2 separate regions of the Homo sapiens genome follow, and region 2 is linked to region 1. Evidence: chromatin loops called from intact Hi-C (ENCODE). Cell type or tissue: PC-3. All regions are shown on one strand. Links, peaks and the distances in the headings refer to the core of each region. The heading gives the core; the rest is flanking DNA.

Evidence for each region. Peaks named below come from ENCODE experiments on the same cell type or tissue, not always from the same donor. Only the 100,000 strongest peaks of a DNase experiment are listed, where the experiment ranks them.
Region 2: it touches region 1 in a loop (15-fold over the local background); 5 of 110 quality-filtered maps call a loop at or near these places.

The regions. Positions count from the first base shown.
Region 1 is chr1:85,305,128-85,313,109 of GRCh38, forward strand. No RefSeq gene overlaps it. Among named protein-coding and RNA genes, the nearest start is that of BCL10, 32 kb to the left of the region's middle. RefSeq lists an enhancer at 3,059-3,559. In PC-3, for the core only: a CTCF peak has its summit at 3,220 (motif pointing right); a DNase peak (open chromatin) is centred at 3,204; H3K4me3 peaks cover 469 bases; H3K27ac peaks cover 462 bases.
Region 2 is chr1:85,846,904-85,854,885 of GRCh38, forward strand. It overlaps COL24A1 (collagen type XXIV alpha 1 chain), which reads right to left. Exons shown (of 60, transcript NM_152890.7): 38 at 2,450-2,503; 39 at 762-869. Among named protein-coding and RNA genes, the nearest start is that of ZNHIT6, 140 kb to the left of the region's middle. In PC-3, for the core only: a CTCF peak has its summit at 3,634; a DNase peak (open chromatin) is centred at 3,488; H3K4me3 peaks cover 504 bases; H3K27ac peaks cover 2,260 bases.

The sequences.
Region 1 (7,982 bases), core at 1,113-6,112:
CCATCACGATAATGATTATTATCATCACTTGGGACAGCTTGGGAACTCATGGAGGTCACAGCTGTTTAACATCCCTCCAAGCTTCCCTTTGGTGCTACCACAGTAATGGGCCAAGCAAGTAAATGACAGAGCCAGGATTTGAGAGCAGCTCTGATTCTAGGTCCCACATCTTCATTGCTACCCAGTACGGTCTCTGTGAGCTGGCAGAAAACTTGGCTAACCAGAGGTTTGCTTTTCCCTCCCACCTGAGGAGCTGGGGGTTGCTGTGCTCCCTAAGCTTCTGTGAAAGCTCTGTACCTACCCAACAGCTTCTCTTCACTTGCCTGTGACTCTCCGTGGGGCCTTCGTTATTTTATTTTATTTTATTTTTTTGAGACAGAATCTCGCTCTGTCACCCAGGCTGGAGTGCAGTGGCGCGATCTTGGCTTACTGCAACGTCTGCCTCCAGGGTTCAAGCGATTCCTCTACCTCAGCCTCCCAAGTAGCTGGGACTACAGGCACGCACCACCACGCCTGGCTAATTTTTTGTATTTTAGTAGAGACGGGGTTTCACCATGTTGGCCAGGATGGTCTTGCTCTTCTGACCATATGATCTGCCCACCTCAGCCTCCCAAAGTGCTGGAATTACAGGCATGAACTACCGCACCTGGCCCATTGTTAATATTTTTACAAGCAAAACTGAGGCACAGAAACCCAAAAGGTAGATTTCTCTTTCTTGCATTTTCTGAGCAGCAGAGACTTTTTAGTAGGTAAGTACAATTAAGTCGAGCCGGATCTCTTCACTCTGCTCCAGATTGTTCTGGAAACCTGTCTCCCAGCATTAGGGCAGCTCTCCAGTCAGCCCAGCAGGCTTGCTAGGTGTGACAGAGTCCACCTAATCAGAACTTTTTTTTTCTTGTTTTTACCTCCAGTAGGAAGAAATCAGAACTTTCATCCTCCCCTGGAAGGGCCCAAGGTGCTGTCATAGTCTCCTGACAGACAGCAGTAATTGTACAGCCTTCCTGGCTTTCCCCCCAAGGAGTCCTATTGGTTTTGACAGTTTCTGGATAACTGTGGTGACAGGCAGCAAGATTGGAATTTTACAAAGGTTTCTCAAATCTGTTTGAAGAGAATATCAGGATACCAGTTTGTAAAAGCCTGTCTCTGATCCTGACCACAGGTAAGAGTAACTCTTAGTTAGCTCCAAATGAGAATCTGAGCCCGCCCCATCTCTGGGGAGACAGCTGGCTGGCTTCATTCTCTCCCTCACTGATGGGTCTATTCATCTCTGGGTCACCAAATATTTACTGAGCACCAACTATGTGTCAAACATCATACTTAGCACTGGGGATGCAGTGACCTACTTGGCTCCTAACTCTAGGAGCTCACTGTCCTCTATAAAGGACATAGATGTATAATGAGACAACTACTATATGGCTTGGTGCAATCTCGGCTCACTGCAACCTCCGCCTCCCGGATTCAAGTGATCCACCTGCCTCAGCCTCCCAACTAACTGAGATTACAAGTGTGCACCACCATGGCCGACTGCTTTTTGCATTTTTAGTAGAGACAGGGTTTCGCCATGTTGCTAGGCTGGTCTCGAACTCCTGACCTCAAGTGATCCACCTGCCTTGGCCTCCCAAAGTGCTGAGATTACAGGCATGAGCCACTGTGCCTGGCCTGTATTTTCTTTATATTGGACCCAGGTATGTGCATTTGTTCATTTGTCCATTTTTGCAGTTTTAAAACATCCTGAGCACTTACCATTTCCTGTGTTAGTTCTTGTGCTAGATACCAGGATCTTGTGCTAGAAAAGGCTGTTTCTGCCCTCAGCCTCTACTGTCTAGTGGGAGAGCAGCCTGGCACAAGCAACCAGAAGGTAGCGTGGCCGACAGGTGCTGCTACTGCCAACTGGGAGGGCAATTGCATGTGTGCACTTGACTGGGCCATGGGGTGCCCAGATACTTGATTAAGGTGATTTTGTGTGTGTCTATGAGGGTGTTTCTGGTTAAGATCACCTGTGAATGAGTGGACTGAGGAAAACAGAGCCCTCCCACTCCCAGTGTGAGTGGACTTTATTGTCTGTTGAAGGCCTGAATAGACTGAGAGGCTGAGTAAGGATGGATTTTCTTTCTCTGCCTGGCTGCCTTTGGGCTGAGACATTGGTCTTCCTCTGCAATCAGATTTGAACTGGAACTTACACCATCATCTCTCCTGGATCTGCAGTGTGTTGACGGCAGATCTGGGACTTGTCAACCTCTATAATCCCATGAGCCAATTCCTTATATTAAGTCATATATATTGCATATATAGTAATTCATATATATGAGATATATATTTTTTCTATTGGTTCTGGTTCTGTTTCTCTGGAGAACTCAGAGTAATACACTAAGCAATGGTGGGAGTCCGTGGGAGCCCTGAAATGTCTTGCGAATTGAACAAGAGTGCACTTGCAAATTCTTTACGCATTTGAAGCCTAGACTAGGGCAATGAGGACTGAGTAAGACTGCAGAAGGGTCTAGCTGGCCTCCTCCCCACCCCTCTCCTCTCTCCTCCTCTGTCCTCTGCTTCCCTCCCTTCCTTTCTCCTTCCCTCCTCTCCCCTCACTTCCCCTCGCTTCCCTTCCCTTGTCCTCCCCTCCCCATTGCCGTTCCTCCCTTTCTTCTCCCTTTCTCTCCCCTTGCCTTCCATGCCTACTGTAGGCTCTCATTATTCTTAGATTCTTTCTTTTCCCCTGAAACACCTGCTACCAGGTAAGGGTCAGATGAACGTATTTCACACTAAGATATAAATAACTAATTAGAGTGTTGCTACCCATACCTCAACCCTAGAGCTTGGTGATTTTTTTTTTTTCCAAAAAGGGAACAATCCCTTAGCTAAAGAGCCGCTGCTCCAGGGGAGGAAACGTAGGCTTGGGCCCAGAGATAGGTGGCAGCAGGGGTTTCTGGCCACGAAGCCTTCAGGCCTTCCCAGGTCCCAGCGTGTGTGGATCTTAAAACACCCCCTGCCAAGGGCTTTGATTCCAATTTTGGTTTCAGCTAATTGGTTTCAGCTGAGGTGGGAGAGGCCACGCCTCAGGATCTGCCTAGGCCAGGACTGGGAATGGGTCTCCCAGGTGACTCCGCGGGCCCATAGGCAGGCAGATCCTGGGAAGACGCCCTTTACTCAGTAAGGAGGGCCCAGGCGTCCAAAGCCCACCAGGGGGCAGCGGCGGCATTCTTAGCCCCACTTCTCCGCGCTCAAAGGCCGGCTGAGAAAACGCGAGTGACTACCCGAGGGCGCTGTTACTCCACAATTTTTCTGCAAAAGCTAAGGTCGGCAAACATGGATATTCGGATTTCCATTGTTTTTGAGGCTAAATCAAAAGATGCCTCTGGGGAAAAGGGGCAACATGCACTGTCGGATCGGCATTCATATGGAAAAACAGAGGTAGGAAACATTTTATACATTTTGAAGATACTTTGATGTGCAGTAATTTTGAAACTTTCGTAGGGCACCTGTTTTTCAATGGGCGGTGTAGAGTAATGCTGCCAAACACAGAGTTTGAGCCCTAGTACCACACCCACTAGCGGTGTGACTTTTCCTGGTGACTGAGTCTCTCTGGGCCTCAGTTTTGCATAGGGGACTTGTTCCGCCCCTCCTTGTCCTAGGTGTAAATGCTGCGTTGGTGTTGCACTCATAGGCTCACCTGGCCAAGGACCAGCTTCTGTCTATATTACTCTCAAACTTGCCACTTGGAGCATATTTCATTCTCATCCCCTTTGCCTTCACACTGCTATTCACCCCAGTTCAGAAGGGCAGAGCAATGGCCAAAATGTAAGACTGGGGTTGGGACTGTGAGAAGAAAGGAACAATTGCCAGTTAGCAAATTATTATAATGGCCACGTGGGCTCCAGGGCTGACATAATGAGGAGCTTGGTATGTGTGGTAATTACACACACTTGAGTTGAGTCTTAGGAAAACATATAAAAGAAACGTTATTTTCTTTTTTTCTAAAGGCTATGAAGGTAAGAAGCATTCCATAAGCAATTATTATGCAGCACTATTTCAAGGGTTGGGCTCTGTCAATGAGTTTTAACCACTAAAGAAAAGGAATTCTAATTGGGGGCGAAGGTAGTTTTAGGAATGGCAGCTTCGGAGTTTTGTACTGACAGGTGCTGGTGAAAAGCTGATTAATCCCATTCAATACTATAATAGGCTACATTTGTATAGCACTGCATAGAGTACCAAGTACTTTTATATAAATCCTCTCATTTGATGTTCCCAACCACCCTTTGAGATATGAAGAGGACAAAGAGAATTATTGCTGTCATTTTAAAAACCAGCTTTATTGAGATATAATTCATATACCAAACACTTCACCCATTTAAAATGTGCAATTCAATGATTTTATGCACGTTCACAGATATATGCAACGATAACCACATCAATTTTCATCACCACAAAAAGAACCCTCTACCCTTAGTTATCACTCCCTTTTCCTCCCTCTCCTCCCTCCTTGCACCCTCCCCTCCAAAGCAATCACTATTCTATTTTCTGTCTCTACAGATTTACTTATCCTGGACATTTCATATAATATGTGGTCTTTTGTGACTGGCTTCTTTCACTTAGCATAATGTTTTCAAGGTTTATTCATGTTGAAGCATGTTCAGTACTTCATTCCTTTTTACACCTGAATAATATCCCGTTGTATGGATATTTTTGTTCATCTCTTCATCAGTTGGCATCCATTTCATTTATCCATTCATTAGTTGGTATACACGGGTTGTTTGCACCCTTTGGTTATTTTAAATAATTGCTGTAAACATTCATGTACAAGCCTTGGTGGGGGCATATGCTTTCATTTCTCTTAGGTATATTCCAGGGAGTGGAATTGCTGGATCATATGGTAACTCAATGTGTAGGTGTTTGAGGAACTGCCAGAGTGTTTTCCACAGTGGCTACATTTGACATTCTCATTAGGAGGGTATGATTTCTCCACCTCCTTACCAATGTTTGCTATTACCTGACTCTGATTCTAGCCATTCTAGTGGGTATGACGTGATATCTCATTGTGATTTTGATGTGCACATCCCCGATGACTGATGATGTCAAACATCTTTCTCATGTGGCTGTTGGCCATTTGTATATCTTCTTTGGAAAAATGTCTCTGATCCTTTGCCTGTTTTCAAACTGTCTTTTCTATTATCAAGCTGTAAGAGTTCATTATGTATTTTAGATAGAAGTCCCTTATCAGATATATAATTTGCAAATGTTTTCTCTGGTTCAGTGGGTTATCTTTTCAGTTGTTTGTTTTTTAAGAGATGGGATCTCACTTTGTCACCCAGGCTGGAGTGCAATGGTGAGATCATAGCTTACTGCAGCCTCGAACTCCTGGGCTCAAGGGATCCTCCTGCCTCACCCTCCCGAGAAGCTGAGACTATAGGTGTGCACTACCGTGCCTGTCTTTCCTTTTCTTGACAGTGTCTTTTGAAGCACAAGTTTTAAATTTTGATGTTGTTCAATTTAGTTTTTCTTTTGTTGCTTGTGCTTTTGGTGTCATATGTAAGTGGCAATTCTGAGGTTATGAAAATTTATCACTAAGTTTTCTTCTGAGTTTTATATTTTAGCTCTTATATTTAGGTCTTTGATTCATTTTGAGTTACTTTTTGTATATGGTGTGAAGAAAGGATCCAACTTCATTCATTCTTTTGCTGGATATGTGGGTATCCAGTTGTCCCAGCAGCAGTTGAGAAGACTGTCCTTTCCCCTCTGAATAGTCGTGGTACCCTTGTTGAAAATCAGTTGACCATAGAGACATGGACTTATTTCTGGACTTTCAATTCTATTCCATTCATCTATATGTTTATCTTTACGCCAGTACTGCATGGTCTTGATTACTGTTGCTTTTAAAGTTTTGAAATTGGGAGTGCGAGTCCCCCAAGCTTATTCTTCTTTTCAATATTGTTTTGGCTATTTGAGGCCCCTTGTAATTCCATGTGAAATTTAGAATCAGCCTGTCAGTTTCTACAAAGCAGCCAGCTGGGATTCTAATTGGGCTTGCATTTAATCGGTTTATCAACTTGAGGAGTGTTGTCATCCTAACAATATTAAGTCTTCTAATACATGAACATAAGCAGTTTTTCCATCTATTTAGATATTTAACTTCTTTCAACAATGTTTTGTAATTATCGGAGAATAAGTTTTGGACTTTTACTAAATTTATTGCTAAGTGTTTTATTCTTTCGGATGCAATTATAAATGGAATTGTTTTCTTAATCTTATTTTTGGATTTGTTCACTGCAAATGTGTAGAAACACAATTTTTAATATATTGATCTTTTATCTTAAAATCTTGCTGAATTCTTTTTTTTTTTTTTTGAGATGAGGTCTCACTCTGTCACCCAGATTGGAGTGCAGTGGTGTGATCTCGGCTCACTGCAACCTCTGCCTCTTGGGCTGAAGCCATCCTCCCACCTCAGCCCCCCAAATAGCTTGGACCACAGGCGTGCGCCATCATGCCAGGCTAATTTTTTGTATTTTTAGTAGAGATGGGGTTTCACTATGTTGCCCAGGCTGGTCTCGAAACCTGAGCTCAGATGATCCGCTCACCTCGGCCTCCCAAAGTGCTGGGATTATAGGCGTGAGCCACCGTGCCCAGCCTCATTTATTAATTTTAATATATTTTTAGTGGATTTCTTAGGATTTTCCATATAGACAAGCATGTTAAATAGAGATAGTTTTACCTCTTCCTCTCTGATCTGGATGCCTACAATTTAGCCTTTACCTCCAAGGAATCTACCAATTTCCTCTCTATTGCCTTTCACCACAACCACAACTGTTTTTGAGAGCACACTTAGACTTGAACTTCACACTCTGTTGCAAATGAAGTCAGTTCTCTAGGGAGGGATTCAGAGCTCTTCCTTCCACGGCCTGATTGTGCCCCTGGGGAAAATCTCTGAGCCATCCTCTGCGGGATTGAGGGCAGGGAAAATATGGTTCACTTCTCTCTGAATGACAACCTTGTTTTTGTTTCTCAGTGCCAGGTAGAGAGGAGGCAACAGACTCAGGTCTTTTTGGTTTGCTTCTCTGGGTTAGAACTCCTGCCCCATGAGCCAAGGCAAGGACATTCAGGCTCCCTGTATCATATTGGTACCATGCTCTCAGAGTGGAGCCTCTGTCCCCTGAGAGTTCGGGCTTGGAGGAAGAAAAGAGACCCTCCTGGCAACACTCACCCAGAACTTAGTCTCAGCATTAGGTCATGAGTGGGAATGGCAGGATAAGCAATGCTGACATCCTGTCTCTCCCCAGGAAGACTGACTTTCAATTAGGATCTGTGGAGAAAAGGAGCCTTGTGTTCTTAGCTCTACCCTAAGGTGTGGAGCTTCTGCCTCACTGAGCTGTGAGCGGGGAGGAAGGGTGTGGGTCTTGGGTCAAAATCACTGATTCACTGATCTTACCAAGTTTTAATAGATTTTCTTGAATAAATGTTTCTTCATTTGCTATGTACATTTATGACCATTTCCAGAGACTTTAAATATTTATTTATTTTTATTATTATACTTTAAGTTCTGGGGTACATGTGCAGAATGTGCAGGTTTGTTACATAGGTATACGTGTGCCATGGTGGTTTGCTGCACCCATCAACCTGTCATCTACATTGGGTCTTTCTCCTAATGCTGTCCTTCCCCCACCCCCCGACCCAACAGGCCCTGGTATGTGATGTTCCCCTCCCTGTGTCCATGTGTTTTCATTGTTCAACTTCCACTTATGTGTGAGAACATGTGGTGTTTGGTTTTCTGTTTTTGTGTTAGTTTGTTGAGAATGATGGTTTCCAGCTTCATCCATGTCCCTGCAAAGGACATGAATTCATCCTGTTTTATGGCCACATAGTATTCCATGGTGTGTATGTGCCACATTTTCTTTATCTAGTCTATCATTGATGGGCATTTGGGTTGGTTCCAAGTCTTTGCTATTGTGAATAGTGCCGCGATAAGCATATGTGTGCATGTGTCTTTATAGTAG
Region 2 (7,982 bases), core at 1,275-6,274, 540 kb after region 1:
ACAACAAATGGATTATGCAATGATCTCTAAAAAGCCTTAGTGAAAAGTCTAGCACTTGTGACATTTAAATGGAGACTACACTAAATGGAAATACGCATGCATTTTGTAAAAAAGCCTATGAAACAGAAGACTCAATTAGATAATCTTTTAAATATTTTGCATCTCTTTCATGCTGACTTTCAGAACAGGTCTAAATACATTCGCAATATAATTTTCCTAATATAAGAGTTCATAAGTATCATGCTACACTTGTTCCTAACATCATGCAAAGTTCCTGAGAAAGATGAAAGATAAAATTAGATGTTAGATTTATCACAATTGGTTAGAAAAATAATATCCAAATAAAGCAGGTTTGTTTCCAACCAGAGAAAGAAAATCCATTTCAAGTAAACCTAATTTTCAAAGCAATTTGTCAACCATGACAGCATAGTTTTATACAGATACTAAATCCCAATTTTAAGTGCTGGCCATATAAAATTTCCTAGTTTGGTTAGGAGTTATAATCTTACTTTTTAAAACCTCATTTCATATTTTATTTCCATTTTCATTTTTTTCTCTTTCCTTTTTCATGTCCAGAAACCACTAAGCCGTTTAAGTACTGTGGAATGCTTACAATTCTCCACATCCCATGGAGGTAGATTATTTTCAATGGAACTATTGCTTTGTCTGTAAAGCTAATCAAGGGATGAAACTTTAAGGGCATGGATACGTTTCTTTCCCATCCACAGTGACTCAATTCTGGAAGCAAGTCAAATACTGACCACAGCACCTCTAGTTCCTCTGGCACCCTTAGGACCACTTTTCCCAATTTTTCCAGGAGGACCTCTGCTTCCAACTTCTCCTGTGGGTCCTATTTGTCCTTTATCACCCTGTGGATGACATTATTAAGAGAGAAAAGCAAGAAAAAAATTTATACTTAGATTAATTAACTATATCATATTCCTGAATAGCTCCTGAGGATTATCTGGTTAACAGTATTACAGATCACTATTAACAACAATAACATACCATCACTATATAAGTTATTTTAAAAATAAAAGTAATTTTGGAAAAAGATAAAATAAAAATTTTGACCAAACAAGCAGGGGGCATCTGGTGCTCATGTTGAATCCAAATAACCGTTTTTTACTTTTGAATTTTGCTATATATGTATGTAAGTATGCATGTATGTGTTGTTACTATAAGAAATCATAAGCTCTTTGGAAAGTCTGTTTCTATAGAGAATTTCAATGCAACAAGGTCTGTTCAATACAAAAAGAGCTCCAGTGTGCAGTTCTGTACATTCAGGATCATCACTCATTGGCTTGGAGTATGCCTTGAAAAATCTGCAACATTTTTACATCACTTTACATCTTTCAGAAAACTAATTATCTTCTGTTTTCTATTAGACACACTGACCTTTCTTTTTTGTTGTTGTTTTTTTTGAGACCAAGTCTCACTATATCACCTAGGCTGGAATGCAGTGGCAAGATCTCAGTTCACTGCAACCTCTGCCTCCTGGATTCAAGCGATTCTCCTGCCTCAGCCTCCCAAGTAGCTGGGATTACAGGCACCCATCAACACGTCCAGTTAATTTTTGTAGTTTTAGCAGAGACAGGGTTTCACCATGTTGGCCAGGCTGGTTTCGATCTCCTGACTTCAAGCGATCCGCCCACCTCGGCCTCCCAAAGTGCTGGGATTACAGGTGTGAGCCACTGCGCCCAGCCAACAAACTGACCTTTCTTTAGCACCAAAATATAGCTGTTCTTAAACAACATTGTGTTATTCTTCATTTTCCTAAGTGAGAACCAACCTGTTCTATTATTGATAAACAAGAAGATACAAAGAAAAACTACTGTGAACACAGTTGGACAGGAAATTTTTGGGATTCATAACAGCTAAGAGGCTTTATTTTATTTTTCCAGGGGTGCAGGTTGTTATTATACAAAGACTTGCACTGTCTCACTATGAATGTTGATTTTAGTAAAATATTTTTAGTAAAATATAAAGTAAGCAAATAAAAATATTCTTGATTTGTAGTTCTTCATATATGGAAAAAATAAAACCAACTTAGAAAAACACATTGACAACAAATAATTATAGTTACATTCTCTTCCCTCAAATACTTTACTAAAGTTGTCATTGAAAAGCACAAATGGTATAGTATTTTCCTTTTATCTTTCTTCTTGCCCATGGTCTACTAAAAGAATTTTTGGCAAACAAGAGAAAGAAGGAAAAGCCAAGATTTTTTACAAACTACAAAATGGAAAATTTGCCTTCAAATAATCACGATAATAAGTACTCCTAACTGAAATTAAATATTAATTTATATAAATGTATCTTTTAAAGCAACATTTATAATTCTTTACTACTTTACTATCTAGTCCAAATTAAAAACATTACAGCAGTCTATGGAGTTCTGGGCACATCAGAAGAAAGAAAACCTGCATAAGAAGATGTAAAAAATTACCTTTTTTCCTGGACGACCTCTTTGCCCTGGAATTCCCACAATTCCTTCAGGTCCCTAAAATATTCAATATAAAAAAGGAAATAAATGGTTAAAGAAAAGATGAGATGGAGTATTTGAATACTTCTATCAGATAATCACTGGATTGGATTGGACGAGAAGTAAAAATGAGGGTTAATTTTCACATTATTAGGTTTGTATCATTTAAAAAGAGGTCACAATGACTTAGAGGTGTAGCTGTTATTAGCTATAAAGTTCACATGCACAAACTGGCCAAGAGAGTCTTAATTACACTGTTCATTATTCTAGGTGGAACATTACTTAGATTCAGTATACCCATTTTAATTAGAGAGAATGTAATTAAAGTTAACCCATGCCTTCTACGTCACAGGCTGTAAAACACGTTTAACTAAAATAAAAAAGTATAAACCCAAAGGCATCCATCTCAGCATTTCTATCAGCTACTGGGAGCTCAGCATCTTGTGGAAAGTACAGGACTTCTGCCTATCCAATGAAGTCTCCACACACATATGAAAGAAAGTACAGAGTATAAAATACATCTAGTACATGGTCAAGGAAAATTTCAATGTGTCTAGTACGTGGTCAAAGAAAATCTCAAAATCTCACTGGAGTAGAAAGAGTTAAAGAGATATTCGTTGATCTGTGGGAAAAAAAGAAGGAAATACAGAGAGAAAAAGGAGGTAATCATATAAAACTTAAAAATAATATTTTCATTTCAATTTGTCCTTTGTGTAGCTAAAAGTATATTAAAAGTTTTCAATATACACTTTTTTTTAAGTAAAAGTGGGGCACTATATGAATTTTCAGGTAAACAATGGTTAGGCTTAAGTGAGTTCCACAGTAAGCCAGGTTGCAAGTTCTAAAATGGCTAATAATTAATCACAACATTCCCTGCATTCGCTGGAAATGAAAATAGAAATCTCAAATTTGTGTCCCAAAAGCTTGGCAAATTGCAAAAATGATGTAGACAAGAAATAACTTGTGGTTTACCACTGTGCTATGTAGGCTCTAGATAAATATTTGTTGAACGAATAAACAGATACCTAAGGAAATGACTCATACCCTATGCTCCTGAGAAAATGCTCTTCTAGCCTCAGAAAATCACTGAATTTAGAGGCCAAAGCTGTTGTGCTCTATTGCTGTAGTTATAGCTGCATCCAGAGGTAGAAATGGTAGTTGCACTAACCTGAGGACTTCTTTGAAGTTAATGAGGCCTTTCAAAAAGAGGCTGATTAATCTTCATAGAGATTAAAGGTGTGAGCTTTTAAAAGTCAGACTGCTCCCATTTCATATTCTGGCTCTGGCACCTAACACCTACCTATACAGCCGTAGGTAGATTATTTAATTTCTAAAGGCCTCAGATTCCTGTTAAATAAAAGAGGTATAAAAGAACATCTTCAAAGACTAAGAGCAAATAAGAGAATGCATGTAAACTTTAGAAAGGACTAGACTTATGATGAAGAGCTCAAAATATGCTAGTCGTTATTAACTTCTGCTGTTTATTAAAAGTGTATTACACAATATTTAAGTACATGTAAAGATGTTAAAAGGTACAATGAAAGCCCGTTTACCTACATCTACTTTAAGAAATAGAACCAATATATGTGTATGTCTATGTGTGTGTGTGTGTGTATATATATATATATATATCTACATATATATATACATATAATTGAAGCCCCACATTAAACATATACTTATCCAAACTCATCACCCTTTTTCCCTACTCAGGTGCAATCATTGTCTTGAATTTTATTGTTCCTACACATTTCTTAATAATTTTACTCCATTTGTATCCCCAAGTAATATGTATTTTGTATCTTTAAAAATTTTTAAAAAGCAGTATCATACTTTATGTGTTCTCCTGAAACTTCTTTTTAACACATTTTTGTTTTGAAATTACTGTGTCTTTAATTCATTTACTTAAAAAAATGCTACAGGATTCCATGTTATTATCAAACCACAACTTAAGTATTTTTCCCGTTGGTTAATGTTTTGGTGGCTTTCTTTTGCTATTACAGACAATGCTGGAATAAACACTCTGTACTTGTCTCTATGTGCTCATGTCAAGAGTTTTTATAGGGTATGTACCCTGGAATTGAATTGCTGGGTTGTAGGATACATGCATCTTCAAGCATATCAGATATTGTCAAATTGTTCTCCAAAGTGATTTTGCCAATTTACATCCTCAATGGCAATGTTTAAGAGTTCCACTTACTTCATATTTCCTATAATGCTTGATCGTATGAGACTTAAAATGGGTGCAGAATGATGTTATCATTTCAATTTATGTTATTGGTTATTATGGAAAAACGTATAGCTACTCATAAAGTTATCGGACATCTATATCTCTATGTGAATTTCTGGTTCCTATCTTGTGCCCGTTATTCTACTGGGCTGTCTTATTTAGTTACATGTATATGTTTTTATACATACTTATATTTTGTTCATTCCATATATCACAAATCTCTTCTCCCAGCTTGTATCTTATTTTCTCACCTTGTTTATTACGACTTTGGACTAACACAAGTTTGCAATTTTAATGCAGTCAAAGTCATTAATATTTTCTTTCTGTTTCTTTTAGTGCTTTGTTTTAAGAAATCTTTACTGCTTCCCCTTTCCTTATAAGGTCATAAAATATTATCTTAAATGTTCTCCCAAGAGTTTTAAGATTTTGATTTTAACAGTTAAGCCTTTAATCAATTGGAATGTAATTTTGCGGGGTGTGTGTTTGTGTGTGTGCGCGCACGTGCGCATTTGTGTGAGGGAGAGTATTTTTTTTTTCATTTGGATAACCAATTGTACTGGTATCATTTATTAAATTGTTCATTTCCTTATAGATCTGTAGTGCATAATCAATTTATCAAAAATCAAGTTTCAAAATATACTTATATCTGATTCTACATTATCTTCAATTTCCATTGGTCTGTTTGTTTATTTGTGAATGAGTATGGCACTAACTAACTTAATTACTCTAGCTTCAATAATAAGTTATATCAGATAGGTCAGATTCTCTCTTCCACCTCCTCCACAACCATCCCACCTCTGCACAACTTATTCTTTAAAGTTGTCTTAATATTGGCCCTTTGGTTTTCCACACAAATTTTTAAATCACTTTTTATCAATCAAGTTTTATTAAAAATCCCATTGGGATTTTGGTTGAAATTGTATTAAGTGTATTCATTAATATAGGAGAAGATTGATAATTTTATAATATTGAGTTTTCCTATCATGAATATAAAATAACTGTCCATTTATTTAGTTCTTTAATAAATGATTATAATTTCTTTAATTGCAAAAATTTTCCACACCATTTTTACAAATATTTTGTTTAGATGTATTGCTAGGTACTTAATTTTGTGGCTAATTGTGTTGGAAATTGCATTTAAAAATATCTAACTGCTCATTGCTGGTGAAAAAGAATGGAACCTATTTTTGTATATTACTTTTATTTATTTATTTAGAGACATTGTCTTGCTATGTTGCCCAGGCGGGACTTGAACTCCTAGGATCAAGCAATCCACTCACCTCAGCCTCTCGAGTTACTGGAAGTACAGGCGCATGCCACAGTAACCACAGTATTATGTTTTATTTTTTCTATCTAACTTTTATTTTAGGTTCAAGGGGTACATGTGCAGGTTTGTTATGTGGATAAATTATGTGTCACATGGATTTGGTGTACAGATAATTTTGTCACCTAGGTAATTGGCATAATATCTGATAGGCAGTTTTTCAGTCCTCACCCTCCTCCCACCCTTCACTCTCAAGTAGGTCCTGATGTTAATTGTTCCTTTCTTTGTGTCCATGTGTACTCAAGGTTTAGCTCCAACTTAAAGAGAACATGTGGTATTTGGTTTTCTGTTCCCACATTAATTTGCTTAGGATAATGGCCTCCAGCTGCATCCATGTTGCTGGTTAAGGACATGATCTTGTTCTTTTTCTATGGCTGCATAGGATTCCATGGTGTATACATACCACTTTTTTTTTTATCCAGTCCACTGTTGATGGAGATCTAGGCTGATTCCATGTCTTTGCTATTGTGAATGGTGCTGCGCTGAAGATAAATGCGCATGCATCTTTATGGTAGAACAGTTTATATTCCTTTGGGTATATACCCAGTAATGGGACTGCTGGGTTGAATGGTAGTTCTTTTAAAGTTCTTTGAGAAATCTCCAGACTATTTTCCACAGTGGCTGAGCTAATTTACATTCCCACTAGCAGTGTATAAGTGTTCACTTTTCTCTGCAACTTCACCAGCATGTTATTTTTTGACTTTTTAATAAAAGCCATTCTGACTGGTATGAGATGGTATCTCATTGTGGTTTTGATTTGCATTTCTCTAATGATTAGCAACATTGAGCATTTTTTCATCTACTTGATGGCCAAATGTATGTCTTTTTTTGAGAAGTGTATGTTCAAGTCCTTTACCCATTTTTAATGGGTTTGTTTGTTTTTTGCTTATTGATTTAAGTTCTTTATAGATTCTGGATATTAGACCTTTGTTGGATGCATAATTTGCAAAAACTATCTCCTGTTCTTAGGTTGTCTGTTTACTCTTTTGACAGTTTCTTTTGCTGTGCAGAAACTCTTTAGTTTAATTAGGTTCATTTGTCAAGTTTTGTTTTTGATGCAATTGCTTTTGGAATCTTTGTCATGAAGTCTTTGCAAGGGCTGATGTCCAGAATAGTATTCCCTAAGTTCTCTTCTAAGGTTTTTATAGTTTTAGGTTTTATATTTAAGCATTTAATCCATCTTAAATTGATTTTTGCATGTGGTAAAAGGTAGGGGTCCAGCTTCAATCTTCTGCATATGGCTAGCCAGTTATCCCAGCACCATCTACTGAATAGGGTAAACTTTCCCCATTGCTTGTTATTATCGGCTTTGTCAAAGGTCAGATAGCTGTAGTTGTGTGGCTTTATTTCTCGGTTCTCTAACCTGTTTCATTGGTCTGTGTAACTGTTTTTGTACCAGTACAATATTGTTTTAGTTACTGTAGCCTTGTAGTATAGTTTGAAGTCAGGTACTTGTGATGCCTCCAGCTCTATTCTTCTTGCTTAGGATTACTTTGGCTACTTGGGCTCTTTTTTGATTCCATAAGAATTTTAGAATGGCTTTTGCTAATGCTGTGAAAAACGTTCTTGGTAATCTGATAGGACTGGCATTGAGTCTTTAAATTGCTTTTGAGAAGTATGGCCATTTTACCAATATTGATTCTTCCTATCCATGAGCATAGAAGGTTTTTACATTTGTTTGTGTTGCCTCTGATTTCTTTCAGCAGTGTCTTGTAATTCTAATTGTAGAGATCTTTCACCTCCCTGGTTACTGTATTCCTAGGTTTTTGTTTTTTTTTTTTGAGATAAAGTCTCGCTCTGTCACCAGGCTGGAGTGTAGTGGTGTGATCACAGCTCACTGCAACCTCACCTCCTGGGTTCAAGCGATTCTCCCGCCTCAGCCTCCTGAGTAGCTGGGACTACAGGTGTGCACCACCACGCTCAGCTAATTTTTGTATTTTTAG